3 separate regions of the Homo sapiens genome follow, and all the other regions are linked to region 1. Evidence: chromatin loops called from intact Hi-C (ENCODE). Cell type or tissue: GM12878. All regions are shown on one strand. Links, peaks and the distances in the headings refer to the core of each region. The heading gives the core; the rest is flanking DNA.

Region 1 (10,512 bases), core at 1,230-9,229:
ATGAGGAATGAATCACACAATTTAAAAATTATGTAATATATTAAAAGACTTTAAGTGCTAGAGTGAAAAATAAAGTGGGAAGAGAATAGGAGTGGCTTGGGCAGAGACTTCTAGTTTTTAAAGGCAGTGCTGTAAAAGTCAGCAAGATGGGGTGTGCTTGGCATCTTATTGGCACAAGGATGCCAGTGTGGTTAAGAAGTGAGCAGGAGAAAGCATTGTTAGAGGTGAGATCAAAGAGGTGATGGGGTCAATGGTATAGGACTTGTGGGTCTTTCTAAATGAACTTTGAGTTTTACTCTGAGTAAAATAAAGGCACTGGAGGGTTTTGGATAAAGAAATGGCATAATTTGATTTATGTTTTAACAGAATCATGCTGTTGAAGCTAGAATGAAGAGTCCAAGGTTAGGAGTAGGAGAAGTTAAGAGAGCTCTACCATAATGTAGGCACGAGATGAAGGGATTTTAGTGGTTTAGGTGAGACGGTAGCAGTGCAGGTAGTCAGAAGTGGTCATCTAAGCCAAAAGTTGCTGATGGATAGGATGTGGGGTAAGAGAAAGTGAGGAGTCAGTGATGACACTGAGGTATTTGGCATGAATCAGTACCAGAATGGTGCTATCACTAATCAAGACAGAGAGAACTGCAGAGGAGTCAGTTTTTGGGGAAAGGTCAGAGCTCAGTTTTTGACATATCAGTACCTTTCTGGTGGATCCAGTGCTGTGTGAGAAGGAGTCCTTGCAAGAGCCTCAGCCAAGGGTTCCAAACTATGAATAAGTAGTTATTCAGTGAGTCAGTCTATCTATCAGAAAATATTTGTTGCGCACTTACTGCATTCCAGGCAGTGTTCCAGGCTCTTAGGCTACAATAGTGACTAAGTCAAACCAATCCTCTTTTGTTATGGGCTTACCTTTTTGTGAAGGGATACAGAGGTAAAAGGTAGATGGTAAAAGATAAGATGGATGATAAAAAATAAGAATCTAGACCTTTATTCTCCTTATGTTAGTCAGCTATCCTTTGGTTATGAGCACTAGAAGACGGATGGATGGATGGATGGATGAATATAGATGAGTAGATGGGTAAGTGGATAAAGATATAATATGATATAATATGATAGATATACATGAGATGATTTCAGAAAGTGCTAAGTCCTATGAAGAAAATGAAACAGAACGAAAATAAATACATTTTAAGAAGAAGGACCCATTGTGGAAGCTGCTTTAGGCAGGGTGGCCAGGAAAGAATTATCTTAGAAACTGATACACAAACTGAGATCTAAATGACAAGGAACAGCCAGCTACAGCGAGATCTGGGAGAAAATATTCTAAGTTTAAAAGAGACGAAATCAAAGTCCTGAGCTGATGGTGTCCTTTGTGTGTCCAGGGCACAGAAGGAAGGCCAGTGAGGCTGGAGTGTGGTGAATATGGGACAGAGTGGTAGGAGGATTGGAAGAAGATACAGCGAAATAGGTAGGCAAGCGTCAGATCAGGTAGGACCTTCAGGCTGCAGGAGAAGTTTAGATTTTATTACAAATGTAAAGATAAATCACAGGAGGGATATCAACAGGAGGGTTTCCTAAGCTGATTTGTATTTTTGAAGATCTCTCCCATAGCTTTGTGAAGACTGGCCATATAATGAAACAACAGAGAGAAGAGAGGAACTGCTGGGCGGCTGTTGAAGTGGGTTGTAGCACTGAGATAACAGTTGTGGGATTTGGCAGCATATACTAGAGCCACTCTAGCCAATACAGTAGCTACGAGAGTGCCACATGTGACTCTTTCTATTTACATTTATGTTAATTAAAAATAAATTAAATTTTCAGTTTCTTAGTCACACTAGTCACATTGCAAGTGCTCCACAGCCACATGTGACTTGTGGCTTTTGTGTTGGACAGATATAGAACATTTTTGTCATCACAGGAAGTTCTACTGGGCAGTGCTGCTGCAGTGGTAAAGCCACAATGTCTCCATACCAACTAGCTGGAACAGCTGTAGATAAAGACAATGCAAGATTTTCACATCAGATAGATCATCAGGAAAGCAGAAACAGACCAAATGCTTCAGATTTTTTTTTAATCTAAAACAGGCAAAAGTTGATGTTGGTTTGATATCTTTCTTCTCCTATTTCTGTAAGATTATTGGATTATCACAGACTGGTGCTTTCTGACCTCCACAGTCCATATTCCTTCTGTATCTAGCCTTTTATCCTGATAAATTCCTAGTAAGAACCTAGACCTTTATTCTCCTTAGTCAGCTATCCTTTGGTTATGAGCACTAAAAGTCTATTCAAACTAGTTTAAATATTAGAAAGAAGTTATACATGTAAATATATAACTCATAGAACCCAATGGCTACATAATGGGGTATCATAGGACCTGCAGAGTTGGGAGATACTAAGAATTTCTCATCTCTGCTTCATTTTTCTGTCACAGATGAGCTTCTCTACTCGTGCACTCATCACGTAAATCAGAGCAGTACCCAAAAGTGGCCACACCCTTTGAATCTATATAGGTTTCTAGTTAAAGCACTGACACTCATTAATTTAATCTACTTAATCTAGGAGTTCCTTTTTAATTCTGAAAAGAGACATGGATTTCCTGAGCTTCATCTGGTGTAGTTAGCCATGGCATGGCTTGGGGAGCTTCTGGTACTTGGGGTTACATTTCAAAGAGGAGGTTCTCTAGAAGGTGGTGTGAATGAAGAAGAAACAGCAGTAAAGAAATGACTGCCATTTTTGCCAGTGTCCTGTTCTTACTCAGTATTCATGGAACCTAGTGAAGATTATACCAAAGCTACAACAGGCCAGACAGGCACCTATTAGTTATACATGTATTTAGCAATAAGCTTGGCATTCTAGAAGACATGAGTCCTATGCTGTAGGTATTTACTAATTGCTAGACATTCCTTAAGCAGAATCCTTACCTTCAGAGGAAGGAACCAAAAGGAATAAATCAGGCAATCAACCTTTGACTAGTGTTATTACAAGTAAAGGGAAAAGACTCAGAAAACTGGTAATTTCACAAAAGTATTGAGGGAGATAGATGTTCTTGTATCCATGACTACTCAGGCCTTCTCTGGTTTCATCCCTAATTCCTTGCTCTGAATTCAGATGGCTTCTTGCCATCTGACAAGATCACCTATGGTAACTTCTTGGTGGATGCTCATAACTAGAAGCTTGAAGACACAGGCTGTGGTTTCTTCATCCTTTATCCAAAGCACAGTTTCTGGCATAGTAGATGTCCCATAGATGTTAAATGCATGGGTGGATGGATGGATAATGATTAAAGCCTCAGTTGAAAAGTTTGGCATTCTTATGAATTCTGCTTAGTCCCCCTGGAGAGGCCAGATCCTCTTCTTCATCCACATCTTTATCCTTTTTTACCAGTCTTTTTCAAGAGCAGGGAATTTGTATTGGTATTGAGGACTTTGACATTTGTATTACATGGGAAAAGCAAAAGACTAACAAGGGGATCATGTTCACATTAGCCTGAGGGACTGAGTAGTTTTCAGTATTCAAGCTAAAACAAAACACCTTTCTCTAAGGGTGTAAATGCAGCTTTAATTTCAAAAATGTGCTTTTTCTTAGAGGCAGAGGGAGTTAAATAGTTCATAACAAAAGGTGAGGATTCCTGGTATTGAGTTCTAACGGTAATGACCATTACACAGGTTTTTGATTTGTGCTGGATTGTTGCTGAGCATTAAGGACATCCTACCAAAGTCCAGGAAACTGCTAATTAATCCTGCAGGAGACTGCAAAGACACACTTGCCATTCATCCAGCAAGTGCTATTTAAAAGCCTGTTGTGAGCATCTGAGTGCATTTGGGCTAAAGAGCTCATGGACTAGACGCAACAGGAGCTATACAGACTACCAGTGCACCACCAGCGTGCACCAGAATGCATGTCCCAGCAAACAACTCTCAATTGGCCAATTTGCAACAGGGCACCCTTTAGCCTCTTTGGCCCTGGTCATTTCCTTCCCACCCTGCCCTTTTGGAGGCATCAACATTGAGCTCAAAACATGTTCAGTGCATTCTTTGCAGTGTACCATTTGTACCTTCAACAGCTAGGCTGACATTTGTTAAGGTAATATAAGAATGCAGCAGATAGACAGGAAGCATGAACTTCGGGTCAGTGAATCCAAAATGCTCTCTCACTACAGCCTGTTTTCTGCACAGCAGGCTGTGGCTCTAATGACTGTTTCTCATTGAACTCCTAGAAGAGCAGCAGTCTCCCTTTCCTTCAGTATCTTGCCTGTTTCTCCTTGGGGGACAATCAGCCTCTTGTGCTTTTTTCATTCTAATGCAATGAGCCTCTAAGAGTTGGCCTCCCAAGCTCTTTGGCAGTAAATGCATCTTGAAGATATGAAGACACAAGCAGCCACCTCAATAAGGAAGAGATACAGAAATGTACTGTGAAGTTTCATGTGACTAGATTCAGTTCAGTGAGCATTTACAGAGCATCTGGGCAGGTGTTCAAGGTAGTGAGGGGGCAAAACCTTTTGAGAGCTTACTACAACCTGGACACCAGCACTGGAGCATTACCTGAGCCAGCTTAATTCATACTTCCCCACTCTGTGAGGACACACTAGAGGACACACTACAGTCTGAATTTTAGACACAAGAAATGGAGAGGTTCAACAACTGGCCCAAGTCCCACAGGTAGAGAAGGCTTTAAAGCCAGGACCTTGCATCTATATCGAAGCCTAAACTCATTCCACTTTTCCACTGTGTCTTCCTGAAGCTGAAAAGGCACAGGAGATAAGGAGGAGACCACCCCTCATATTGTCTTATGCCCAATTTCTGCCCCCAAAGAAAAAAAGGAAGTAAAAACTAAAAGGCAGAAATGAAACCCACAGGCAGACAGCCCGGCACCACAGCCTGGGCCTAGTAAAGATTGGCCCCTGACCTAATTGGTTATGTTATCTATAGATTACGTTGTATGGAAAAGCACTGTGAAAATCCCTATCCTGTTCTGTTCCACTCTAATTACCAGTGCAGGTGTACACAGCCCCCAGTCACGTACTCTCTGCTTGCTCAATTGATTAAGACCCTCTCACACGGACCCCCTTAGAGTTGTAAGGCCTTAAAAGGGACAGGAATTGCTCACTCAGGGAGCTCAGTTTTTGGAGACGTGAGTCTGCCAATGTTCCCAGCTGAATAAAGCCCTTTCCTTCTACAATTCGGTATCTGAGGGGTTCTTGTCTGCGGCTCGTCCTGCTACAGAGAGATGTAAGTCCAATCAACAAGTGATGGGTATACACATGTAGTTTAACAGAAAGAAAGGAGCAGAGCATCCCAGCAGGAGTCTAAAGAGGGAGGAAGTTGAGATAGGAGGGGCCTGAGTTTGAGGCTCAGTTCTGCTAATCTCTTGCCTTCCTACAAGGCAGCGTGGAGGTGAACCTGAGTGCTCTGTGAGCTGTCCCCGCACTTCACAAAGCCTCCACCCTATGACGCCAAATTCTCCCTGCACTTAAGGCTCCACAGATGATCTGCCTATCTCTCCTCAAAAGCTTCACCAATTCTTGCATTTTTAACTCAACAAGCATTCATTTAACAATTAATATGCATATTAAATGCATGCTTCCTTTTAAACACAAGTGTTCAATGTCAAACATTTTATTTGCATGTGTGAAATAAAATATATCCAATTATTCATTAAGCAGTATCTTCATAACAAAACAGAAGTGGCTAAAATAAAGAACCTCTGTACAAGTGGTTATTCTCCAGCTATTTTAAAAGTTTCAAACAAAATCGTCAAGACATATTACTAAATGAAAAAAGCAAAAACAAGATACAGAACATTTAATAAGCTAGTGTGAGTGTGTGTGTGTGTGTGTAAAACACAGGAGACCAATAACATTGATTGCCTCCAGGAGGGAACTGGATAGCTGAGGAATAAGAACAAGAGGAAGACTTTCACCATACAGAAGTGCTTTCCAAGCTACCTGTGAGGGAGAAGGACCAATATTTTTCCCCTCATTCATTACAGACCAGTGCATGGTCCTATTACGTATGTTTCTATGCAGATTGCTTTATGTACCACTTACCACATGACTTTGACAATGTTCAAACCCATTTATTCCCTTTTCCTGGGCTAAAGTCCACTGGTTTTACACTTGGACGTAGAGAAAATGTCACATTGCTACAGAAGTTTCTAACTCTTACTTTTTACTCTGAATTTCTGTTGTGTACAACAAGAAATGAATGTGTACAATGTAGTTTAACAAAAAAGGAAGGACCTCACGTGAAAAAAAAGAAAACAGTTCCCAGAAAGGCACTGCCATACATCCTCCTGCACTTTTGACTTTGAATATATGATCTTTCCGGAGGAATTTGCTTTATAAAAAAATTGCCAGGGAAACACCCTTAGCAGAAGTGAGGACAGACTTGAGGATCTTCAATTCCCTTGGATGCTCTCTTGCAGCATCAGCTATCAGCAAAAGTGTGAGACTGTTCAAGTCTGTCTGTGGCTCTTTCACCACCTTCTGTAGTAAACAAGATGCTCCATCCAGTCCTTTCACCTCCTTTCTGGAGGAATCTTATGGTTCCTTCCTCTGTACTCTCTGACACTTAATGTGGAGGCCAACTCACTCTTATGTAGGTATACAGTCCTAATACAAAAATACACTATTTCCCTTTCATGTAAACAGAGAAATTGAAAATATAGTTTTCCAGACTGAAGGAAACAAAGCCTCAGGATTGGATATCAGATTTGAGTATTTTCAGTTGGCCACAACTTACAGCTGGTCAGCTCTCAGGAAGAGTGCATGAAAAATCCTGGGAGTGGGGTCAGGAGACAGGGGTTCTGTAGAACGTTCATGGTAGGTGTGGCAAGAAGTTCACAGGAAGGAGACACTAAAATTGGAGATTAAGGTAAATGAGGCTGGCCATTTCAGGTTCGTGTAATTCATTCAAGTAGTGATTAGAACTAAACTGTGCTAAGTCATCTTAAAGATCCGAATAGTCACCAGTTCAAACGTAACCAGGCTGAATATTTTAACAGGTCTAAAGAGGGAGAACATGTCTATCAGAAGCACAACACTGTGGAGTTCCAGGGTCATCTAAGCCATGACCAAGGGAGATGTGTCCAGACCTGAGGACAGAACCTACCAGGTCCTGGTGGCACAGCTGTTCCTGCTGCAGAGATAGTAGTATCAACCTTGAACTACTGCTCACCAGCACAGAGCTCATCCACCCTGTTCTCACGACATATGGATTAAGCAATCTGTTAATACAGGTTGCACCACCATGTGTCTTTGCCTACGGGAGAGAATGTGTTGGCTCTTCTGTTATATGTCTCATTATAAATTACTAAGCTGGCTCTGTAGTTTATATTCCAGGCTCTTATAAACCTAGATAATGTGAATCTATTCTGGCCATACAGATCTACTTTTGGTCAAGAGGAAAATGAAAGTGAATGAGCATATGAGGCTAAAGAACTGACCATGGGCAGGGGTTATTCCAACATGGCAAAACTACGTGAGGCCTTGTGGCAGTCGGGTGGCTAAAGACTGGGAAGCTGGCCTCACAATGCCTCTCTCTCAAAGTCCTCATGTACTTTTGGTAAAAGCAGAAGCTCTAGACATAATCTTGAGGCTTCTGTACTGGTTTTGATTTGGCATGGCTCAACAATGAATAATTGCAGTATGTCTGACATGCAGTTATACAGTTATAATAGTTGTAATTAATGACCAGGTTAAAAAGGCCCCATGTCAAAATGGCCAAGATAAAAAGCCATATACTTTGTAAAACCTGCTTTAAATTTAAAAAAGTTGAGATAATCCATGTATATGTTTCAAATTTTAACATGTATTTTTAAAGTACTGTGAGAAGTCTCCCACTCTTGCCTTATTTGCCAAGTTTCCACAGTAATCCCTGTGATTAATTTACTGTCCATTCGTGTAAATAGTTTGGCATACTCAATCCAATAAAATATATGTTTTTATATATTTCTTTTTTTACACAAAGTCCCATGCCCTGTGCTGTCTTTTGCATATCGTGATGATCTTTTGTTAGTATATCTTGGGTGATTTTTCCATAGCAATACAAAAACAAAGTTTCTTTCAGGAAGTCATATCATTCTTGTAGTAAACGAGGTAAGAACACAGGATTTGGCATCGGACAAACACAGCTTCAACAGTTACTATTTAAGTGCCTTAAGTGGGTTTTTTAACTCTAGTAAATTTTAAATTTCTAAATCTACAGAACGAGGAGAAAAATACCCTGTTTACAAGGTTTTTATTAGGTCTGAATATATAGGTGGAACCCTTCCCATGTTGTCATGCACAGGGTCATAGGAAAGAAGAGGAAGGAAGCAAGAAGGTGGAAGAAGGAAGAGGATTTCATAGTAGCCTTATTTTCAGGTTCCTGCAAATCAACCAACTGGGCACTGGATAGATGAGTTTCCTCCAGTGAACTTCGGTGTCCTCATTTTTTGTTGTTATTGTTGTTGTTTGTTTGTTTGTTTTTTGAGACAGAGTCTCGCTCTGTCACCCAGGCTGGAGTACAGTGGCACAATCTCGGTTCACTGCAACCTCTGCCTCCTAGGTTCAAGGAATTCTCCTGCCTCAGCCTCCTGAGTAGCTGGGATTATAGGCACGTACCACCACGCCCGGCGAATTTTTTGTATTTTTAGTAGAGACGGGATTTCACCATGTTGGTCAGGTTGTTCTCGAACTCCTGACCTGATGGTCCGCCCACCTCAGCCTCCCAAAGTTCTGGGATTACAGGCATTAGCCACCATGCCCAGCCTTCAGTGTCCTCATTTCTAAGCAAGGAGAATTAGATTGGACAGTTTACAAAGCATTTGTGGTACAACTGTTGCAATTTAATACCGTCAAGGAATTCATTAAGCTTGCCACTTTAAAAATATAATAATATTTAAAATATTTATATATTTCTTTAATGTGCATTTATGTGCCTGCTATATAAATATTTAAGATATTTAACGTGCATTTATTATGTGCCTGCTATATAAAAAGGAGTTAGAAAAAAGATGAGTAGAACATATCACTGCTCTTTGGAAAAATTTACAGGTTTGATATGGGCAGGGAAAATACAAATGAGGGGGCCAAGAAAAAGGGGAGAAAAGAAAACCTCTTAAAGCCTTCATTTGAATGAGATGGACAGAAGGTTCCATTGGGAACAATGAAGTTGGCTGAGAAACCTGTCCCAGTGGGTTTTCTGGCAGCAGAGAAGGCCTGGTTAATGACTTTGGTTTTAACTTTTATCTCAGAAATATGATGAGGGGAAGGGAACACCCTCTTGGATCTAAGGCACTATAAGCAGCAACACAGACACTGAGAAAAACTGGCTCAGTTCATCTTTGAACTCACAATTTAATCCCAATTGATTTACATGTATTAAGCACCTGCACATACTAGTTTTGTAAACTTGGGCGAATTGCCTTCTCAATACTTCAGTTTCCTCACCTGTAAGATAGGAATAGTAATAGAAGTCTACCTCCTGGGACTGTTGATAAGATTAAATTAATATGTGGAAAGCACTTGGAATAGTATTTGGCCCCTAATTAATTCTGCATAAATACTTGCTATCCTTGTTATTGTTATTTGGGGCCAGGAACAGAGCTTATTGCTAGAGGAGATATGAAGATCCATCAGATAGCTTGCTTTCAAAGAGAAGGATCCACATGATGGCTGAAGCTGCTGCTTTCTAGACTTACCTTAGTTACATAGGGTTGGGTTCACTACATTCTCTAAGATAAAGTCTTCTTGACTTAACTGGACAACCTGGGTGGTTAGTCTCTGTATCGTGGACTTTAGCCTAACTTAAATCTTTAACATTGCTCATCAATCAGCTATTGTCCATGAGGTAGGGAAAGCTGGTTAGTACTTTCTAAAGAGACTGGAGAACTACAAGACAAAATGACTAGATATTCCTGGATTCAATGCCAAAATGCTATGATTCCATTTTCACTGGGAGCCCATGAAGATAAAATACTCAGTACATTCCTTTCAAGATCATATAACCCATACCAAGATGGCACTAACCCACGTCTACAGTTTTAGGTCATTTATAAATATAACTCCAGAAAATTGAATAGTGTGGTGGTGGCATTGTTCTGGGGGGAACTCTTCATGGAGCTTTTTCTTGTGGTTGAAATAAAATAACTTTTTGAGCAACTCCAATACAAATGGCTAATATCTCAATATACGGTGGGTTTTTTATATCCTCGTACATTTTTTTCTAAAGAGAATCAACAAGAAAAAAAGGATAATTATGCATGTTATCCCTCCTCTGGCCTCCTCCAATCTCTGTCCCCCTGCCTTCCCCAAACCATCAGAAACACAAAAATGATCAGGAGTCAATTGCTGCAAAATCAACTGAAAGTGGGTGATTTGCAGTTGGGTATGTGGGACCAATTGCTGTGATAAATGTTCTTTTAAGTAGCCAGTTCTGCAAAGGATATAGACTGTTTACGTATGATTAATTAAGAAATAATTATCTTTGACTGGAGGAATATGAGACAATAAATGGAGCATAAAATCTAAATACTCAGG
Region 2 (10,512 bases), core at 1,732-9,731, 95 kb before region 1:
TTGAATGAACATTATTAAATATACCACAATTATCACATATCATATATTCTATGTGCATACAAGCCCCTTAGGATAATGCATATTCCCAACCCCTACAGAAAAAAATGTGAATTATTAATATTCACTCTTCAAGCTCCGTAAAACTGACTCTCAGATCGTGGTACTAAACACTCACTGCTCTGGCACCTACACAGGCTGGTTGGAGAATTCATGCACTATAGTGTTTGACACACTCATTCTGTCAGGTGAAATACTGTAGGCAAGACTGCATAATTCATTAGGCTGATACAGCAAGGCTGAATAATTAGATCATCTCTTTGTACAAGGCTACATTTTATGATGATATTTTTAACACTATAATCTAAATTGGTGTTGGATTAGGGTATGGGGGTGCTGTTGAAAGTAAACTAATTAGAAATTGAAAGATGCCATATGTGAAATCACAGCTGTATTTCTCCATGCCACCAAAAGTAGGATCCCATCTTCAAAAGGCTTGCAAATTATCTATACTATTGGCTAACAAGCATGTCAGATATTTTAATAATAGGAAAATGATGATGTACATACACACACACAGTGTTGTATTTTTATTTCGGTAGGTGGGAAGGGAGATGAAAAGAAACTTAGAAACCGATAATTTCTCTCATGAGCAGGTGGAAAAGAAGGATTTCCAAACGTTAGCAAGAAGAAACAACATTAAAGAAAGAGCTAGGCCTTACCCCACAGTTCCGCCTGAACCTTGAAGTGATGGTTTTGAGAAGAGTAGTCAATATCACCTAGGAGATCACACTGGGTAAGAATGTGGAGTCCTTCTCAGGTGATCAAGGCAAAGAAGACAGCCGACTTTGAAGGCACATAGGTGTCCAGGGGCTTGTTTTCCTGGCTCACTCTCCTGGCTCACTCAGTCCTTCCCCACTCCTTAGTCCCTCAGCACTAACGTGGGTCTGTCATTTCAGGAGATTTGCTTTTGAAGTGCCTCTCCTCGGACTACTCTCATTAGCATCCCGTTCTCTTTCAATGGCCAAGTGATATGTGAGGACCTGATTATTTTGCCATTGGAGAATTTGCTTCTTAAGTAGCCAGACAACCCAACTCAGCGGCCCCAGCCAGAACCACTGGAACGGTGATTCTTCCTGTGACCACTCTGGTTCTGCTTGGTCTCCCCTCTGCCATATGGTTTCCTCCTTTTTTTTCTTTACACATTACTGAGAGGTTAAATTTTTACAAATCTTATTGTCTTTGAGCTGATGGAAGATAAGGAGGACTTGTACACCTGGCCTTCTCCAGGTGGAAAACTCCATTTGAGAAACTAATTGGCTATGTTAAATGTTGGTACATGAGCATACTTTATGATGAAACTCAGGTGGGAGAGGCAGGTTCAAAGAAGAGGTCAAGAGAACCACTTCCCATAGAATCTGATCCCCTTCTCTTTGAGAGAGAACCAGGCTGTAGTCCAGTTACACCACTATAGTAATTTCCAAACTGAAGTAACTTAAAACTAGAAGACTAGAACCCCAGACTTAATCATCCTCATTTCATTCTCCTCCTCTTTGCTATGATTATCACAAAACGAAACAAAAATAATATTTTACTCCCCAATGTTATGTTTGATAACATTGAGCAGAACGACTTGCATATATTTGCCTCAAACATTGGGTAAAAACTCAGACTCACTTGTATTCACTGTTTCCTTTGAACATCACATAATTGGTCCCTAGATTTCTCTGAAATCTTAGATTTTATTCTGAAAACCTTACATTAGCTATGACTTTATCCTAAGGATCAACTCCCTTTAAGCCTCAATATCTATTCCTTGCCTTTGGAAATGAAACTGTTTTTCCAAAGGCTCAGCATGCTGTCCTTTGGGCTTTTGCTATATCTATAGCAACCACTCTGTTGGGGAACCTTACAAATAAAACCAGACTTTGGAGTCTGGGCACACATAAAAGATAGGTTGCAACAATAAACATTTAAGTTTCTTTGTTTAAACCAGCAACAATAGCTTATTAATACCTGCTGAAGTATTGCCCTTAGTTCTGATTAAAGAAAAATAATTTTGTTTCTTGAAATTTAGTATATCTCCAAGTTAATTTGCTCTTGCATTTAAGAAATGTTCACTTGATAATTCATTATTAGACCCATTCTTAGAAGAGATGGGTGGTCTGAATTGCCAATTAAGGGTGAAATTCTGTGTTATCTCAGCTGAATTTCTTAATTTTCTTCAGGAGTTACATTTCTTCATTTTGAAAGTCTCCCCTTTCAAATAAATCTAATGATTTTATAAGGTCATTCACCCTATTCCTGTGAAACTGACAGGAGAAAAAGTACCAAATCTTTCATAAGTGAGAGTGAGTAAAGAAAATAATGTCCAGTCATGTTAGATTCAATGCCATATTTCCTTTTAGTCAATAATCTACTCACTAAAACAAACAAAGACTCCTTGGAGAAATGGCTGATTCTAAGGCTGAAACAGGAAATATACAAAATGAGCATAGAGAACCTTTCAATCCCAGAAAGCAAGAAGTATTTAATCACACACACACACACACACACACACTACACACATACATACATGGAGGTGTTAGATATGTCAAAGGAACACAAGAGCCAAGAGCTTCCAATGACCAAAGTTGAAACAACTTGAAAAATAAAGAAGTGAAGTAAAATAAATATCCATGAGTCCATACCGATATAAATGAGTTATTAAATAGATAAATGGGTAGAATAGTCAAATCTCCCATTCAGAACAATTCCAAATAATTGATGTGGATACTCAGCCCTCAAGAAGATAGAACATAACTCCCCACTCTTTAAGTGGGCTGGCTAAAATGACTACTTTCCAAAGAGTGCATACAGCATGCTCAGGGGAAAGGGGAGATTTCCTGACTAACACTACCTCAGACATCACAAATGATATCACCTTTTTGTATCCTTGATAGGAAATGATGAGAATAGCACTTTTTCTCTGTGGTCTTCCTTTAAAAAACCATAACACCACTCTACTCAGAATTAAAACATGAGACAAATTTACAGAATACCTCACCCATAATCCTAAAAACTGTTACGGTCATGGTCATCAAAAAATGGAAAGTCTGAGAAACTGTCATAGCCAAGAGAAGCCTAAAGAGACATAATGACTAAATGTAATGTGGTACCCTGGATAGGATCCTAGAAGAGAAGAGGTAAACACTAATAAAAGTATAATAATGAATCAAGATTTGTTTATTGATTATAATAAATATACCATACTGATAAAAGTTGTTAATAGAGGCAAGCAGGCATTGGGTATTTTGGAGGTCTAACTTTGCAATATTTCTATAAGTATAAAACTATTCTTTAAAAGTTTCTTTTTAAAAAAAGAAATCTACATATTGCATCCCAGGCAAAGCCTAAGTGCATGAAAACAATGGCATTCAACAGGTGTTTATTGAATGTGAAAAACTAAAATTTGTTCCTTAGTCTCTGTGAGTTTACCCAAAGTAACTTTCTACCCAAGGGTTCTTTAATACTAAAAATGACTTTGAGGGTAGAAATGGCATATGAAAAAAACAAATTCTATGGTAGAAAAATCAGAAATAATTTCTCAGCAATGAAAATATTGACATTACTTATACACACAGCAGAACTTTAAAATGGTGATGCTCATAAGAGACTAAACTTTATTTCAAAATACTTTCACATTTATTTGCCATTTCAAATTACTGCACTAATGTATTGATAAAGGTAAGGAAGGCATTAGTTTCTCCATTTTGAACATCAAAATCCTGGGGCAAAGAGACTCATGTTGAATGTATTTAAGGCAGAGAAGTGTTTCCTAATCTACATATTGACCACAATTAGGTTGTGGCTTAGGCAAGCTTATTCCATTTTCTTGGGTTTAGTTTTCCTGTCTGAAAAACGAAGGGTACTTCCACAGCAGAGAAAAGTTCATGTATAATCTTTCCCCCAACTCCAAACACAAAGAATGTAATACATTTATTTATATTTTAAAATAAAAAACTGCACGAAGTATTAAGAAAAAAATTCAAGGATCCCCAAAGAAAGAAAACCTATAGATATAGGCAGAGGTTAAAGCCCCATGGCCACCAGGGAGTTGAGACTAGCTCCATATGTATGGTCCAGCTAGGGTTCTTTAATGGGGATATGTGGACTCCTGATCGGACACAGACTGCACTTCACAGAGATTGGAACATCCCCTCTTGCCTGCCCAAGGTGGCTTCTAGGAACATGGTTTTTCCAAAACCTACTGCCAAAGTCAAGATTCTCACATGATCGTGGTTCCCAGGCTATTGAAGGTATGAGCATTGAGAATGGAATTGCCACCTTTTTATGAAAGGAAGACTTCAGCTTAGCTGCTAATATAAGGAGTCCTATGAATCCAGACAACCCATACAACCAAGAGGTTTGAGGTGACATCAAATGGCTTTACAGGAAGGAGCACAAGAGAAAACTTCCTAAGAGAAGAGTGAAACCAAAGAAATGAGAGGTTCCTATTCAAGGAAATAGAAATAATGGGAAAATCTGAAAATAAGTTTTAAAATGAGTATCTGTGAAATCCTCAAAGAAATTATAGATGGAAGTGAGAAACTCAACAATGAGTTAAATACTAGGCTGACACAATTAATGAAATTGTAAAATGAAAAAAGAACTGAACAAATTTTCCAGGATGAAGACAGAAAACATGATTTAAAAAAAATGACAGAGAAATTAACAGACTTGGAGGCTGAGAAGCAACAATATCTGTCTGATAAGAATTTTAGAAGAAAAAAATACAAATAATTGGGAAGAGGGTCTAAAAGAGTTAGGTAATAACTAAAATTTTCTAAAATTAAAGACACAGGAGCCTTCAGATTAGAAAAGCCTAATGTGTACACACAGCAGAAGGAATAAAAATAAACCCACATATGGACATTGCAATGAAGACACCATAAAATCCATCAATCTGGTTGGCAGCTTATTTTTCACTAATAAAAGAACCTGGTGAAAGTGTTATGTGAAAATAATTGTGAATGTATAATTTTATGCCTTCAAGAGTAATTGTAAAATGGTAAGACATCTTCAGACATTTAAGGACTAAGTTTAATACTATCAGATTCTCACTGCAAAAACTACTGTAGGGTATAATTCATCAGAAAAAATTAAATCCAGAAGAAGTGGGAATCAAGAAAATTGGTGCACAAAGAAACTAGGTATTGTGATGATAAAAATACATAGGTGTTTACTGTAAATAATTGAGAAAATATGCTTCTCTTTATCTTTAAAACATGTTGGAATTACAATTCCAGACAACAGTAGCAAGAAAATTAGAGTGAGGAGATCTAAGGGATATGAGGTATACTAAGGTCTTCCTTGGTGCATTTTGTTAAAAAAATTAGTAACAGCACAGATATGTTAAAAATTTGAGGGCAACCACTAAAACAATAGAAATAAAATGCCTAACTTACAAAGCTGTGTAAGAGAGAAAAGAGCAAAGAGAGGAAATTATACTGTATCAATTCAAAAGAGACTGTTAATGAGGGAAATAGAGAAGTAAAGCAAAAGTATATAGAGAACACAAAATAACATGGTAGAAATAAATCCAAATGTACATGGGGGAAGCAAGCTACAGAATAAGACTTTGTATATAGCATCGATGCCTATTATGCAAAATTTTAAAATCCTTAATAATTATAATAGGAACACATCATAAATGTGACCAACTAGATGCAATGTTTTAAATAGACTGAAAGAATCAAACTCATCAAACTCATGATAGTGGTTGAGTATTGGGTGAGGGGTCCAGGTAAACTTTATCTATGTGTTCATGATTTGTGTATTAAAAAAGAGACAATATAGCAAAATATTCATGATTATTAATTAGGGGTGAAAGAAGCCCAGGTATTATTAAACTTTTCCTTGCATACCTTATGTTTTTCTATTTTTAACAAAATATATTTGGACAGGATTATCATTCTATGTCTAATAATTCATTAACTCCAAAGCACCCAGGTAGCTATAGGCAGAACCAGGGCTAAGACCAATGCTTCCTAATTTCACATCCATGTTTTTTCTCTTATTATACCAATATTCTAGATATTCTGGTTATAATCAGTATAACTTATATTCAGGATAACTTGGTCTGTATGTTATCTACTCCCTAGGGGCCTTTAGAAATGACTTTTGAAAGTTCCTACGAGCTTTAGATTTTCATTTTTCCTTCTACTCTCAATGCCTAGATTGGCACCAATTTACCCTGGAGAGGTTCTTGTGAGCCTTAATTGAGAACCACAAAAGATAGCAAGATCTTTAAGTGAGTAGCTCTGAATAATTTCCCCAAACAGATCACTGCGGAATTTCATTTTCAACATGAATGGTCACACTTCAAGCAATGAATGAGACGCATTGTTCAGGGGGAAATGACGCACTCAATTCTGTAGTGCTGCTCAAGAGTCCTGGTTTGACTTAGGAGTGCGTCAGCATTTTCATTATAAACCCATCAGTGGGATGTAAGTTCCCAGAGGCTGCCTCTGAAATCAATTTGCTGAGTCACTGCTGAGAAGGGTTGGTGGGATAGAACCCACAAGACTGTCACAAACACAAATTCAACTTCTTCCAGGATGTCTTCTCTGACTATACTGCTCTTCACCTTCACCTGTTTTTGACCCCGAATATCTTCCTTGTTTATAGAGCTGGATAGCTTGAATATTATTGACTGATACTGATAGGCTCTCACTTCTCTTACTGGGTCACACTTTTTCCTCATCAGTTGGACAAAATCTGAACATAGAAGGTCTTTTATGTATCATGCAGCTCTCTATAGAGCCAAGTTAATGTTGCATACCACAGGTTTTTGAGATAGAACAGGTGAATGAGAAAGGTAACCAGTAATCTAAAATATAATTATGTATTTAGATACAAAGAAAATTCTCTCTTCATGGTCCTAGACTAACTCCCAGCTTAAGAGACTTAGTTGGAATGCACAATAGGCTGTTTTTTTCTGGAGTGTGGACATGATGGAAGATAAATGTGTGTGGCACATCCAAATCTATGTCTAATGTCTTTTGACACTGAAGAGCCGCTACCTTTTTCCTCCGGATTTCTGAAGCCAGCACATCCTTCGTAGTGATCCCAACATTAGTCCAAGTCTACCTTAGAGATGTCTTCCCCATTGGCTAATTCGTTTTCTGTGCTGCTAAACTCCTTTTGTAGTTACAGTATGCTGCATGCAGCTTAGCTCTTGTTTATATGTTGTCTTGGTCTGTGAGTTATTTCAAGGATATTAGTTCTATTCGCCAAGTAAATGGAAAAGCCCTTTGAGAACAGCCCCTAGCTCCAGGTATGAAACACAGTTTGAGAAGTTTGCTGACAACCTGCAAGGCACTAGAGAATTAACTCTGTATTGATTGATTGCTGTTGAGGGAAGACACAAAATTCACTCTTCTGGCTTGGGCTTCCTTCAAAGTCACAGTTGGTGGGTTGAGTTGGGGCACAGAGCACCTTCAGATGGTCTATAATCATGCTTCCCCACTCTCCTACAAAGGCAGCTGTCTGTTTTAAGAAATATTCCTCAATATCACCTTGAGGTTGGCAAGCTCAAAGCAGATTTTGACTTAGAGAAAGAACCTCAGCAACAGCTGTAAACCTTACCTTACTGCATAATTTCTTTGGCCACTTCAGAGAATCACAGCTTCGCAGAGGGAAAGTCCTTTAGCTGAGCAGCTTCAAAATTCTTCAGCTGTGATCCACAATAAGAAACACCTTTTACATTGTGACCTAGTACATACATGCGATTGAATGAGAGAGAAAGAGAATGAGAATGAAAAAAAGTCTCAGCAAACTCGTAACTAATGTGGTGCACTTGATATTGTTAAATCAACTTTAGCATAAAACTGCCCCCTTACCTCTTTGAACTTCAGTGTAAATATTTCTGTGTACATACTGAATTATAACCTAAGTGGAAGTGTAAACAAACTGTAAACTATCTTTGTGCCAATCATTGAGTTTTGGACAATGAAAGGGGGCCAATTGTTCAAACAGTGTCCAAATAAGGCAAAAGCCGAACTGTAACCAATCTGGCTGTTTCTGTACTTCACTTCCATCTTCTGTATGTCAGTCTCCTTTTTCTGTCCATAAATCTTCTTCCACCACGTGGCTGTGCTGGAGTATCCCTGAGCCTACTCTGGCTTGGGAGGCTGCCCGATTCACGAATTTTTCTTTGCTCAATTAAACTCTGTTTGATTTGTCTCATATTTTTCTTTTAAAAATATTATATTACTAGATCCTGTCCTGCCCTATCCTATCCCATCTCATCCTATCCTATCCAATCCTACGCTATTCTATTATATTTTAAGAGATGTTGAATATGAGAAGCTACTTTGAATTCACGACTCTGATATAGAAGTTACTTTCCCCGCATGCCAGATAAGAATTTCTTGCTCCCAGCCAGGCGCAGTGGCTCACACCTGCAATCCCAGCACTATGGGAGGCCAAGGCGGGCAGTTCACGAGGTCAGGAGTTCAAGACCAGCCTGGCCAACATAAAGAAACCCCATCTCTACTAAAAATACAAAAATTAGCTGGGCATGGTAGCATGTGCCTGTAGTCCCAGCTACTCTGGAGGCTGAGGCAGAAGAATCGCTTGAACCTGGGAGGTGGAGGTTGTGGTGAGCCAAGATCGCACCACTGCACTCCAGCCTGGGCAACAGAGCAAGACTTAGTCTCAAAGAAAAAAAAAATTCTTATTCCCCAATCATTTGGTATCTGCTTCAACCTTTTTAGCAATCTTCTAACTGGTAAGAAATTCTTTAGCACATTTGATAAGGAACTGTTTCTCTGTAACTTCTGTACCCAGATGTTTTTTGGAGCATCTTTTGTCGTCCTGGATTGTGGCTAAGGCCAAAGTCTACACTCCTTATGAAACACTGTGGCCAGACACTCCCTTCAGGGCTTTCTGAGAGGACACAGATACTTCGTCCCTCATTATGCTACAGGCTCCTCTCTTTCTCCAGATCTAAATAGGAAGAGGCCAGAGTCAATAGTTTCAGTAAGGAGAGGACTGCAAGAAAAACTGAGACGTTTGCCTTTATGGAAGTGCGGTGAAAGAAGTTTCTTCTTTCTCTGCCCATTCACGCCTGAAGCCAGGTAAGGGAGATCTCCAAGAGTATTATTCAAAAAGATTTGGGAAAGTCTACAAGGTTGATATTAAAAGAAAAGAATCCCAGCACTTTGGGAGGCTGAGGCAGGCAGATCACGAGGTCGGGAGATTGAGACCGTCCTGGCTAACACGGTGAAACCCCATCTCTACTAAAAATACAAAAAATTAGCCGGCATGATGGCAGGTGCCTGTAGTCCCAGCTACTCGGGAGGCTGAGGCAGAAGAATGGCGTGAACCCAGGAGGTGAAGTTTTCAGTGAGCCGAGATCGCACCACTGCACTCCAGCCTGGGCAACAGTGTGAGACACCGTCTCAAAAAAAAAAAAAAAAAAAATTACAGACCAATATCCCTCATAGAGATGCAAAGACAATAAGACAAATTTGCCAAATTAGATCTCACGATACATATAAAGGAGACTATTTCATGACCAAATGGAGTTTACCCTGAGCATGCAAGCTTAAATTAACACTGGAAAATAAATGTAATTTACCTTATAAAGAAAAACTAAAATCTAAACGAATGAGCAAAAATAAACCACATGATCATTTCCATAGAATTTGACAAAATCTAACATCTATTTCCGATAACTGTCATAAATTAGGAATAGAAGAGGACTTTCTGAACCTGATGGCGACCCTACAAAAAAGTCGACAACTAACCTTAACTACTGGTAAAAGATTTAAAGGCTTTCTCCCTAGGATCAGGAACAAGGCAAGGTTTTTGCTTTCATCACTTCTAGTCAGCATTATACTGGAGATTCTAGTTAGTGTAATATAGCAAGAAAGGAAATAAAGGCATTCATATAGGAAAGAAATAATGGAAAATATCTTTATTCACTGATGATATGATCATTTCTGGAGAAAATCCAATGGAATCTACAAAAAAGTTGACTATGAGGGAGTTGATCAAGCTTGCAGAATACAAAATCAATATACAGAAATCAATTGCATTTCTATCTATTACCAAATAATAATTGTAAATTGGAACTTAGGAAATGCCATTTATAACATCAAAAATATGCAATATTTGGGGAAAATCAGAGAAAATATGGGCAAGATTTATACATTGAAAAACACAAAATGGTACTGAGAGAAATTGAAGAAGGCCTAAAGAAATGGACAGAGATACTGTAGTCATGGAATAGAAAACTCAATATTCTCAAAATGTTATTCTCCTCAGATTACTCTCTAGAATCAATATAATTCTAATCAAAATCCCACTAGAAATTTTTGTAGAAATTGAAAAACTGGTGCTAAAATTTGTCTGGAAATACAAAGAAACTAGAAGAACCAAAACGACTTTGAAAAAGAAGAATAAAGGTAGATGGCTAACACTACCTGATTTCAAGGTATATTATAAAGCTACAGTAATTAAAACAGT
Region 3 (10,512 bases), core at 1,442-9,441, 64 kb before region 1:
GCAATGACAGTGCTATACAAATGGAAGACACCTAAACCACTGATAAATAAATGAGTGAATTGAGTTTTTATGACCCAACAAACATATAAACAAGGTAGATAACCATCCACAAGACATAGGCTCAGGGTTGCCAGAAAGTGTTCAGTTACCACCAATATCCATGAACATTCAGATGAAACATGACTTTCAATCCTTGGTGACTTCTGAGATGACATTTCCATTTTAGCCTCTTCAGTATTTTATGGTATTAATGATGCTGGCTTATTATAAATTTTATCACACCTAGAAGGGGAGCACTGAATTAACCTTATGAATTACTGGGTTCCTTTCAAGAAATTGTTTTGATGATGGTTGAATGTATTGGTTGGCCTAGGAAAGGAAGTGGGTCACATGAGCTACTGCTAGGTTGGTGCAAGGGTCCCTGTGGGGAGTGCAAAGAGGAGTGAAGTAACTAAGGGAATAATTATTTGAGCGAAGCCAAATCTTATTTGCATGCTCAGCCCAGGCCAGTCACTGCTTACGACATTGATACACATGGAAGATTATTTTCTGGCACAAATCTGTGTGTGGAGAATTTCATTGTCTGTGGAAAATAACAACTACCAGAACTCAGGAGAAAAACTGCCTCCCTAAACTTTGTAAGATACCAGTAGTGATTTGCCCCACCGAGGGCTAACGAAAGAAGTTGGGCCTTAGGGAATAATCTGAACACCCAAGAAAGATTTCCAAAATTGAGAAGATTTGAGTGATTCAGACAGAATTTAGCAAAGAATTTCACTACTTAGCTTTCACCACCAGGTCCTAATAAATTGTTGGTTTGGCCTACTGTTATCTGGTATTACTCATCTGAGAAATAAGAAAAATATAACTAGCATGGAGAAGAGGAAGAACATTGGCCTGAGAATTAGATCAGAGTTCTGGTTCCAGTTCCATGACTTATGGCTGTCCCTTTTTCATCTGTAAATGAGGGGAGAGATGACTGCTTGTGTTTCTTCCACATTAATAGTCCATACACTTTTTATAAAACAAAAGAATCATATCTACCTAAATTTCACATCTTCAATCCAGAAGTCATTGAACCTATCAATTGAAAATTTCCATGTAATTCAAGTGGTAAATTCCTGACAGCCCACATTTCTCTTCAAGATAAGCTCTTAATTCTAGACTATATATTTTACTTACCCTCCCTTTGCAAATGGTAGTCACCTTTTAAACATTATACACCTTCCTTTTTCCTCTAAAGATCTCATTTTTTTTTCTAAAGGTTTTTACATCCACGAAGCCCTAGGATAAACTAGACGTTTTCTCTAAAATCTCCCCTGACTAGAGTTGTCAGAGAAAATGCAGGACACCCACTTACATTTGAATTTCAGATAAACAATAATGTTTTTGTGCAAGTATGTTTCATGAACATATGTGTGATAAAAATTATCTGTTATTTATCTGAAATTCAAATGTTAGTGGCATCCTGTATTTTGATTTGCCAACTCTAACAACCCTATCTTTGACCAGACTTTTCTCTTCTTTTCCCCAGATCCTATAGATCTCTGTTTGAGTCATTCCATGTGTACTTACATTATTATTCATCATTTTGAGTGTCTGTGTCTGTCTGATTTCCCTAACTAGATTAGAAATTCTGTGAGAGACACAACTGGGTGTTACACATTTTGCATCTTCTCCTACCCCCAATGGCACCTTTTATCATTTTGTAATTGGTAGATTCCTGTGGGACTCCTTCACAACTGATGGACTTGCTCCCAGTTATCAAAACATGGGCCGCCTTTTCCTCAAGCAGACTCAGACAATATAACCATGTCACATTTGCCTAGACCCACAGGAAAATAGGATGAGACTCAGTGAAAGTTAACACTGGTTCCAGAGCAGGTGATCAGTGTTACCAGCAACAATGAAAAATAGAAAGTAATCTATTTCTAGTGAATTGAAAAGTTCTATGAGGTCATTGCAGAACTGCATTTTTGGCTAGACAATTTTGTCCTAGCTACACTTTAACCTACAATTTCTGTCTTGCAGGACACTGAACCAACCTCCTCACATATTTGAAATGTCTTGTAAGGTCCTGAGTTCCTTTTTGTGTCCATGTGCAAACATTCAAGGTTATATATCCCTTCTACCACCAACCTACATTTCTCCTCAAAATAAAGTTCTTTACTTTAACTTCCTTTCAAAACTGAATCTATTTTTTCCCTTTTGAGTCTTACCTCCTTCCACAGATTACTCAACATTTCCCAAAGACACCTTGAACCTCTGCCTGCCCTTCTGCTTCTGTCTCTAATGCTCCTCACCTCTGCCTCTCCAAATCCTACCCATTCATAGAGTCACTCATCTGTGAAGTTGTAGAGCAAAAGGAGCTCTAGGAATCTGGTCTAACTATGAAGAATGATGAACCTCAGGTCTATGCAACAATGCTCGGGAGCAGAGTGACCGAGCCACGACTCAAAAGTGACCCCAAAGTCTTTTATTTGTTCCCTTTCCATGTTCTTTCTTCAAGAATCAGCTTTAGCTACCATACCATCTCTTTCTGAAAGATTTTACTCATCATTGCAGCCAGAAATTTTTTCTCTGTCTCTTCTAACCTCAGGTGGCATTTTGGTTGTAGCCCTCTTGAGATACTTAGTTCTTTTTAGGTTGTGTTTTTGTTATTGGCCAGGTTCTGAGAGAAAGCTATTCCCTGTGCTGAGAGCAAGGATACTGGGTGGTCCCTGGGGTGCTGTTTTCCTAATGGCCTGATGGTGCAAGTGGAAAGAATAATGAGTAGATGGTATTGCCCAATAGCTAGATAATATGACTAAGGCTTGAGTCAGCAAGGGCTATGACTATCCTTAACATTCTGGGCAGTGTTTAGGGTAAAGAAGCCACTGTGGGAAAATGGAGCAGGGTTTTCTGGATGATTCCAGGGTTACAGATTAAGTATGGTGGAGAAGAAATGGTCTTTGGCAGAATATCATCATATCTCATTATATTCAACCTAAGCCCAGGATAACTTGTCATAAAGAGAGATACACAAAATGCAAAAACCTAATGTAACTCTGACTCTGTGATTACAGCCTTATCCAAAATCTCTGGAGGTAACACCAGTGGAAGCAACCTTAGAAGAGGAATGAGTTGGCAGGAGGCAAGAGGCAGGAAAGCACTGAGTAAGAGCTGGCAGTGTCAGTGTCAGCATCAGATCAATTATAGAGTGAGTTGTGTAAGCGCACATGCAGTAGCCTCAGGTCTCAACGTCAGAATGAACTGGCTCACCAAAGAGCATCAACAAAAATTCCATACAACAGCAGATCACACTTAGTCAAATTTCAGCAAAAATTATACTTCATATGGGAAGTTTTGCATCAACAATCTACCTTGTGGCTATTAATTGGCTTTAAATAACATGACTTTTTATCAACATCATTTTCTTTCCAATTTTTTCCCCAATGTTGAAACAAGAGGAGTGTATTTAGAGTCAACAACCACACATGGCTAATCTCTCAGTGAGTCAAACTCTCAAATCCTTGCTTTCAATGGTTGTGTATATAGTCAACAACCAACCAAGAGGTGGCTCCTATGTGTCAGGCATGGAGCCAGGCCCCATATGCAGCAGAAAATGAAACAGGCATGACCCCTGTCATCATTGAATTTGGTCTCATGATGCAAAACCATAAAACACCCTTTATGCACCATTTGACACAAGAATTAAAATATCCAAAAAGTTTTAATATATAGAGAGCAGGAGATTTTATAATGAAAACCCTTTTTTTTCATTTTTAGGAATGTTTCATCATGAGATGTGAGCATCATGTTCCAGGCCCTGAGTGCTTCATAAAAAAAAAAGTTCCTTTTCCACCAAAACAATGCCCTGATTTGAGTGCTTCATCAAAAGAGAAAGATTTCTCATGATAAACCATATTCTAAGCACTTAGATCACAATATAGTAAATTTTCAAAAGGAAGTCACTTTTGCCAAGATATAAAGGCTCATGTACGTAAATTCTATGCTTCCAATATAAGTACATTTCAAAAATATTATTAAACCCTTATTTACTGAGTGCTGCTTATATGCCTCCTATTCTCACTCTTTTTTGTGGTTGAATTTAATCAACACACAACTCTAAGGAATAGGCATGACTCATTATTTTCATTTTACACTTGAGGAAACTGAGGCACTCAGTGTTTTACATATATAAAAATGAGTATGAGGTTCAGCCAAAATTCAAATACCGAACGTCTGGCTCCAAAGCCCACATGGTATTCACCATAAATAGAAATTTCATACTAGAAATCATATTGTTTTCTTTCCCTCAGGAGCAATTTAGGAAATAAATTAAAAACTTTAAAGTGGTGATTTAAAGCAACTCACCTTTTTGCCAGTTATACGTTACCTTAAGAGAAAATTGCAAGAAATGAGAAAGATAAAGCTTGATGAGGATGACACTATCATGAATCACACGAAAAGAAAAGAGGATTATTTAGCATATTGAATATGAAGTTGTAGATTCAGGGCAACATCAAGACGGATGAACTCCCCCACCAAGCTGTTTAACAAACTGGCTCTCTGTCGAGCTGGCCATGCCGAGTTAGTAGCAGATCTGCAATGATGCCTCTACCAAGCTCACAATTATACAAATGGTGAAGCAGCAGGAAAGCACATAGAAGAGGGCTACACAGAAGATACGAGCTCCAGTCAGGTCATGACACAAAGCCACAGAACTTAACTGGGAAATGAGCAATGCTTATGTGTCCAGCATTGTCTTAATTGGTTTCCCATGCAGAGAGCTCAAAGAGCATCCTATCTGATATGCACCAGGCAACAACTGAGAACAAGGACCAGCCAAAGTCATCAGAAGGGTAGCACAGTTGCTGCTAGCAGGTAGGTGGATTACATGGGATGCTTGAGTGAAAGGTGAGACTCAGAGGCAGCTGGTCTAAGTTCCCAAGTTTCAATGGGGAGTTCCCAAGTCAGAAACCACCCATTGATTGTTCATGCCCAGACATCCATATCCTGGGAAGCAGGGATTACAGATTTATTTATAAATATGTCTCACCATCTCTATAAAAGCCTTGATAAGGAAAGCCACACAACTTAAGTTGGTTTGTAGCCCTGATGCTTCACACACTGAGTGCAATAATTGTTTGTCAGTTCTGTTGCACATGTGCTTTCTTGTTTGAGTTTATAGGAGGAAAACATTAGCCCCCAAATGCTTGGTTTGCCTTCCTTTTGGATGTGGTCAGTTGTTATTGAGAGAAGTGCTCAAAGGCTTGTGGTAAAGATCTGACATGCAGGGCTGCCCCGAGGCTTAATGTTGACTCAACTGAACATAAAAATCAACAAGAATAGTGATATCACTCAGTAGTGTATGGTGTGTAGTAAAAACTAAACTGTCAATATGTTTGAAAGTCATTACGTCCCACACTGTCAACATAAAATATATCAAGAGGCTGATTGAGGCAATAACCTCTCTTTATAGAGCACTAGGAAGCAGAGATAAGGATGTTCTCTGAGCAGTTGTCACAATGCAGGGCCAGATGTTGCTAGCTGACTTTTCCCCCATTGACCATAACATCTCCCTAGGAATCCCGAAGGGCAGCTCCTGGTTCCTGACAGTAGCCTAATTCACCACATCAAGAGAGTTATGAGGCCTGACCAGAGAGCCACTGAACCTCACAGAGTCAGCCAGGCTGGTGCCGCCCTCTTTGGGCCTCTTGCCAAACCAGCTCAGGGACAGGGGCATAGGCTTGAGGCCTCGGGGGAACAGGATAAGTAACCACATCTAGTTTAGGGGGCATGAGAGTAACATTTAATGATCTTGCATTGGGAGTGAGTTTTGGTATTGGGAGCCGCCTCGTATTTGCTGCTTCATTCTTCCCAGTTGTTACGAGATGTTGGCATTGCTATTTCTGCAGCAACTATGGCACATATGGGACTTACGTGAACTGCTCCGATGCCACAAGTCTGGTGAGTCCTGAGACTGGAATTTGGCCTCAGTCTGTGGATATCAGAGCAGATCATCATCTTTACTGGGTCCAGCCAATTAAACTCAGAATAGAATCTGAGTCAGGGCCAAGAAAGATCTTGAGGACAATGTGCCTATGTTGTGCAATGTTTGTGTTATATCACATTTTAAAATACAGTTTATGAAAAGAAAGAAAACAATTATAAAAGACCTGAGCATACACTGTGAGTCAGATCATAAGTCCTATTACCATCCTATCTTGGAGAACCTTATCCTCAGACATGAGCACTGTTGCAAGTTTGACATTCTTGAGAGCAGGTTCCAATGCTGGTGAGGGGAATCCACCCAAGCTGGAACTGTCATGCAAATTCACTTTTAGATTAGTTTGTACAGTATTTTAAACTTCTTAGGAAAGGCCACTAGAGACCTCCCAAAACATATATTCTCTCCTGCTTGAAGAAACACATGGAGTTAGTCTGACAACTCATTTATCTTGACTCCCACGATAATGTTTAGATGCTTCCTAGACATGTCTATCATCAAATGCTCTGTGTTCCAGAAGAAATTTTTCCAGCTGACCTAAATCGTGACTGTAGACAGTAACTGTTCAACACACTTTGTGGTTTCAGGAATTTGGAGGATGGTGTGCTCAGGAGCAAACCTTTTGATGGTCTATCACACCCTCCATGCAACTCACTAACGAAAGTCAGTTTCCCTCTCAAATTCCCAGATTGGCTCAGTCCTGTTTTACCTCTTGAATCTTCCTGAAAATAGAGCAGAGACAGAATGAGAAACACCTAGACTCAGAGAGGAAGAATGAGCCAGTGTTGAAACAATCCTGCTGACGAGCGTTCTGTAAGACTTTCAACCCTTTCCTTTACGCAGTTGGTTCCCATTTTAATTCCTTTTCATTCTCTTTACGAAAATGTATTCCCAAGTGGCTTGGCATAAAATACTAATTCTTCAGGTGCAGGCTTCCCTGCACATACTGTCTACATGTTTTATCTCCACTATGCATCTGCTTGGTTCCCTCTGGCTTTGAGTTCTATCCCTGTGTATGTGTGCTGCTGCTGCTGAGGAGGGATATGAAGAGAGAAGTGAAAATCTGATTGCTCCTCAGTTTGAAACTTCTCACAGAAGTGATGGGGTGAGAGCATGGGTCAGGCAGGAGGAAATGGGTTTGTGTGTGCAATGTATAGGCAGGACAGAACTCCAGAAGCCTCTATCCAACCCAGTTTCATAAGGGATGCTGGCAATTGGTTGTGTCCACCAGGGCCTCAGCAGCTTGTCTCAAAAGTTAGGCAAGATTATTCTTTACTTGAAAGCACTAAGAGAGATTGTTTATAAAACATGATGATTTAAGCCAAAAGAATGATTAAAATGAACTATTAATGATAACTATGTATTTCATTACAAAATAAAGTTTATGAATAGTTAGCTATAATGTACAGTGGCATTCTAATATCATCTCCTAATTCTGCCTCATAAAGAGATATGCTGGTTGTTCTCACTCAAAAGTGGGAGTTAAACAATGAGAACACATGGACACACAGGGGGAACATCACACAACAGGGTCTGTTGGGGTGGTGGAGAGTTAGGGGAGGGATAGCATTAGGAGAAATACCTAATGTAGATGACAGGTTGATGGGTGCAGCAAACTACCATGGCATGTGTATACCTATGTAACAAACCTGCATGTTCTGCACATGTATCCCAGAACATAAGGTATAATTTAAAAAAAGAGAAAAGAAAAACAGACATGTTAGTAACTTTTTCCTAAGGTCACCAACAACATTATTGTTTGTTTTGTATCAGACAGCAATGCCCCTTCTCCTATATCCCATTTCTGCTGATTCATCACAGTCTTTCCTCACTGGACTGATTGTTTTCCATTCCAGGGCTCTTATTAATAATTTTAATTTTTTCCATCTGCAGATGCCCAAACTTCAACGGGAGCTTAGGCTTCTGGAGGGAATGCTGACTTTCCTTCCTCTGTTGTGGAAAAGGCTAGCTGCCTGGTCTTCTTAATTCTAGAAATGACTTTGATGTGCCTGCAGTTCTCTTCCACTCCAGCTTTAGCATTCTGCCCTGCCTATATTCTCTCTGCTGAAATTTTTCTCTCCTCTTCACTGTGATGAAGTCAGGGACAGACTTCCTAATTGTCCTAATTTGGAACAGAGCTCAGGCCATAAAGCATCCTCCCTGAAGCCATTGATGGAGCAAGCATCTTCATCTCATCACATCCAATATTATGAGCTAAATAACAATAGAATCATAAGATTTCCTCAAGCCACATGTTAGTGTTAATAATGGCTTCCATAAATATATTTTGTTAAGACATTTCAGCATTTTCTAATTATTTTCACACATATTTCATTGCTTAAAGATACTAAACTAGTCAGGACCCATATTCTCATTTTGCAAATAAGAAAATGAAGTCTCAGAGAGGTGCACTATGTGTTTAAGTTCAAAACTGGTGTCAGAAACACAAGAATTATTGTCTTCTAAAACTTTGTTCATGATGCTTCTTGCCAGATGTGCTTATGGAAAACTATTGTGTGCAATGACTTCTGGCAAATCAAATCAGTTGGCCCAGGGGAAACAGGCTATTTAAAGGAGTCCCACTGTGAATCATTTTGTGAAGTAAATATTCTCTAATGCATCCATTTTACAAATCTGGATTTTCAAACAATGTGTATCTGCTGAAAGTGGGGTACCTGTGAGCCTCCACGTTTCAGACATTAAATCATCCTTCACGTTCCTCCTGATTAGAGGTGGCTGTAGGCTGGCTGAGTCTGTGACTTGTATAAACGGCAGCAGCAGAGGGGCAGATAGAGCCTCCGACAGACACTTGAGCAAGTCTAGTTCCTGGATTTGGCTTTTAAATCAGCTGCTTTCTATTATCTGCCAGTAAATGATTCCTCCCAGGTCTGAAGAGCTGAAGACCTTGGCCCAGGTCAGCACATAGCTTCTGTTCACTACCTCTTGGCTTGACCCTGTCTCACCTTCCTCTGTCTCCTGAACTCCTGGTGCCACCACTCCCAATTCCAATGGGGGATTTTGCTATAAATACGAACCCTTGATCATACTTTCCCCTTCTATGTTTTTGTCTAACCCTTTCCCCCAACCTTGTTTCTTCTGATCCCGCTAGTTGCAGGGTCCTCAGCTCAAATAGATTCTCAGCCCTGGATGTATATTAAACTAATCTGGGGAGCTTTCACAATTTTTCCAACACTGGGGCTCCATGATCAAAATTCCAACTTAATTGGTCTGTTATGGGGCTTGAATGCAATGTTTTCTGTTGTTTGATTTTTATGCTATGTAGGTGAATTGAACATACAACAAAATGGAAGACTTATGATATACTTGATGGCCTGACCTTGACCCTGACTCCTGATTATCAAATGATCCTTGCATTGGGTTGAATTGTGTCTCCCAAACTTCATATGCTGAAGGTCTAACCCCTTCAGAATGTGACCTTATTTGGAGATAAGGTCTTCACAGAGATCATCAAATTAAAATGAAGTCATTAGGGTAGGCCTTAATCTAGTATGACTGGCACTCTTAAAAACAGGGGAAATTTGGAGGCAGACCCATATGCAGTGAGAATGCCACGTGAACATGAAGAAAGCCATCTATAAGCCAAGGGGAGGAGCCTGCAACAGATCCCTCCCTCACAGCCCTCAGAAAGAACTAACTTTGCCTATACCTTGATTTTAGAGCTGTGGCCTCCAGAACTCTGAGACAACAATTTTCTGTTGTTTAAGCCAGCCAGTTTGTGATACTCTTTTACAGGAGCCCTAGCAAACAAACATTTCCCTTAAGACCTCATTGCAGTTGCCCTGATCCTGTAGCACAGCTGGAGTGACCAATTTGTTTCAGTTTGCCTAGGACATTCCTGGTTTTAGCAATGAACGTTCTAGGTAACAGGAACCTGTTTATTTCTAGAGAAACCAGGACAGTTGATTACCCTAAACAAAGCATAATGATTATGTGTGTAGGTTGCAGGACCTGACAATCTGGGTTTAAAATCCATCTCTGCTCATTCTTGGCTATGTTGCTTTCAGCCTCAGCTCCTATAGCTGCAAAACGACCTATCTTGTAGTGACATTGTGTGGATAACATGGACCAATGTGTGTAAAACTCACAGAATATTTCCTGGTACAGCATGAGTACTCAATAATATTTAGTAAGTTAATATTTTTATACAATTAAAATCAGAAAACAGTCATACAAATATATTTCCTTTTGTGATAGTAAGATAGTTAAATGGCCTTGCTTTAAGAGCTGAATGTAGTCAAAGTTACATGACTTCCATTCACTCATTCCAATCCTGGTTTTTCTTCATGTATGACTGTAGTATGGTCTTGGCATTTCTCAGTACTTCTGCTCTTTCTTACATGATGCATATTTACCACAAGGCTGGCTCTAGAAATCAAAACAAACAGAAAAAGGAATTGTCTTAACCATTTGGTATGTCTATTTCCCATCTCCTTGCAATACCATGAGGGAAACCACCCATGGGCAACAGGTAACAGGCATGACCTGGTCTGACAGTGAAA

Evidence for each region. Peaks named below come from ENCODE experiments on the same cell type or tissue, not always from the same donor. Only the 100,000 strongest peaks of a DNase experiment are listed, where the experiment ranks them.
Region 2: it touches region 1 in a loop (6-fold over the local background); 2 of 110 quality-filtered maps call a loop at or near these places.
Region 3: it touches region 1 in a loop (2.8-fold over the local background); 3 of 110 quality-filtered maps call a loop at or near these places.

What each region holds. Positions count from the first base shown.
Region 1 is chr18:45,097,877-45,108,388 of GRCh38, reverse strand. The region is part of intron 3 of LOC105372091 (a long non-coding RNA gene); the gene reads left to right. Among named protein-coding and RNA genes, the nearest start is that of MIR4319, 130 kb to the right of the region's middle. RefSeq lists enhancers at 4,720-4,789, 4,870-4,919. In GM12878, for the core only: no CTCF peak of the experiment used is centred there; DNase peaks (open chromatin) are centred at 1,858, 4,478 and 4,908; H3K4me3 peaks cover 1,360 bases; H3K27ac peaks cover 4,397 bases.
Region 2 is chr18:45,193,597-45,204,108 of GRCh38, reverse strand. It overlaps a transcript of SLC14A2 not described here. Among named protein-coding and RNA genes, the nearest start is that of MIR4319, 230 kb to the right of the region's middle. In GM12878, for the core only: no CTCF peak of the experiment used is centred there; a DNase peak (open chromatin) is centred at 6,418; H3K27ac peaks cover 1,210 bases.
Region 3 is chr18:45,162,075-45,172,586 of GRCh38, reverse strand. It overlaps LOC101927961 (a long non-coding RNA gene), which reads left to right. Exons shown (of 5, transcript XR_430098.4): 3 at 3,066-3,199; 4 at 3,769-4,866. It also overlaps a transcript of SLC14A2 not described here. Among named protein-coding and RNA genes, the nearest start is that of MIR4319, 200 kb to the right of the region's middle. In GM12878, for the core only: no CTCF peak of the experiment used is centred there; no DNase peak of the experiment used is centred there.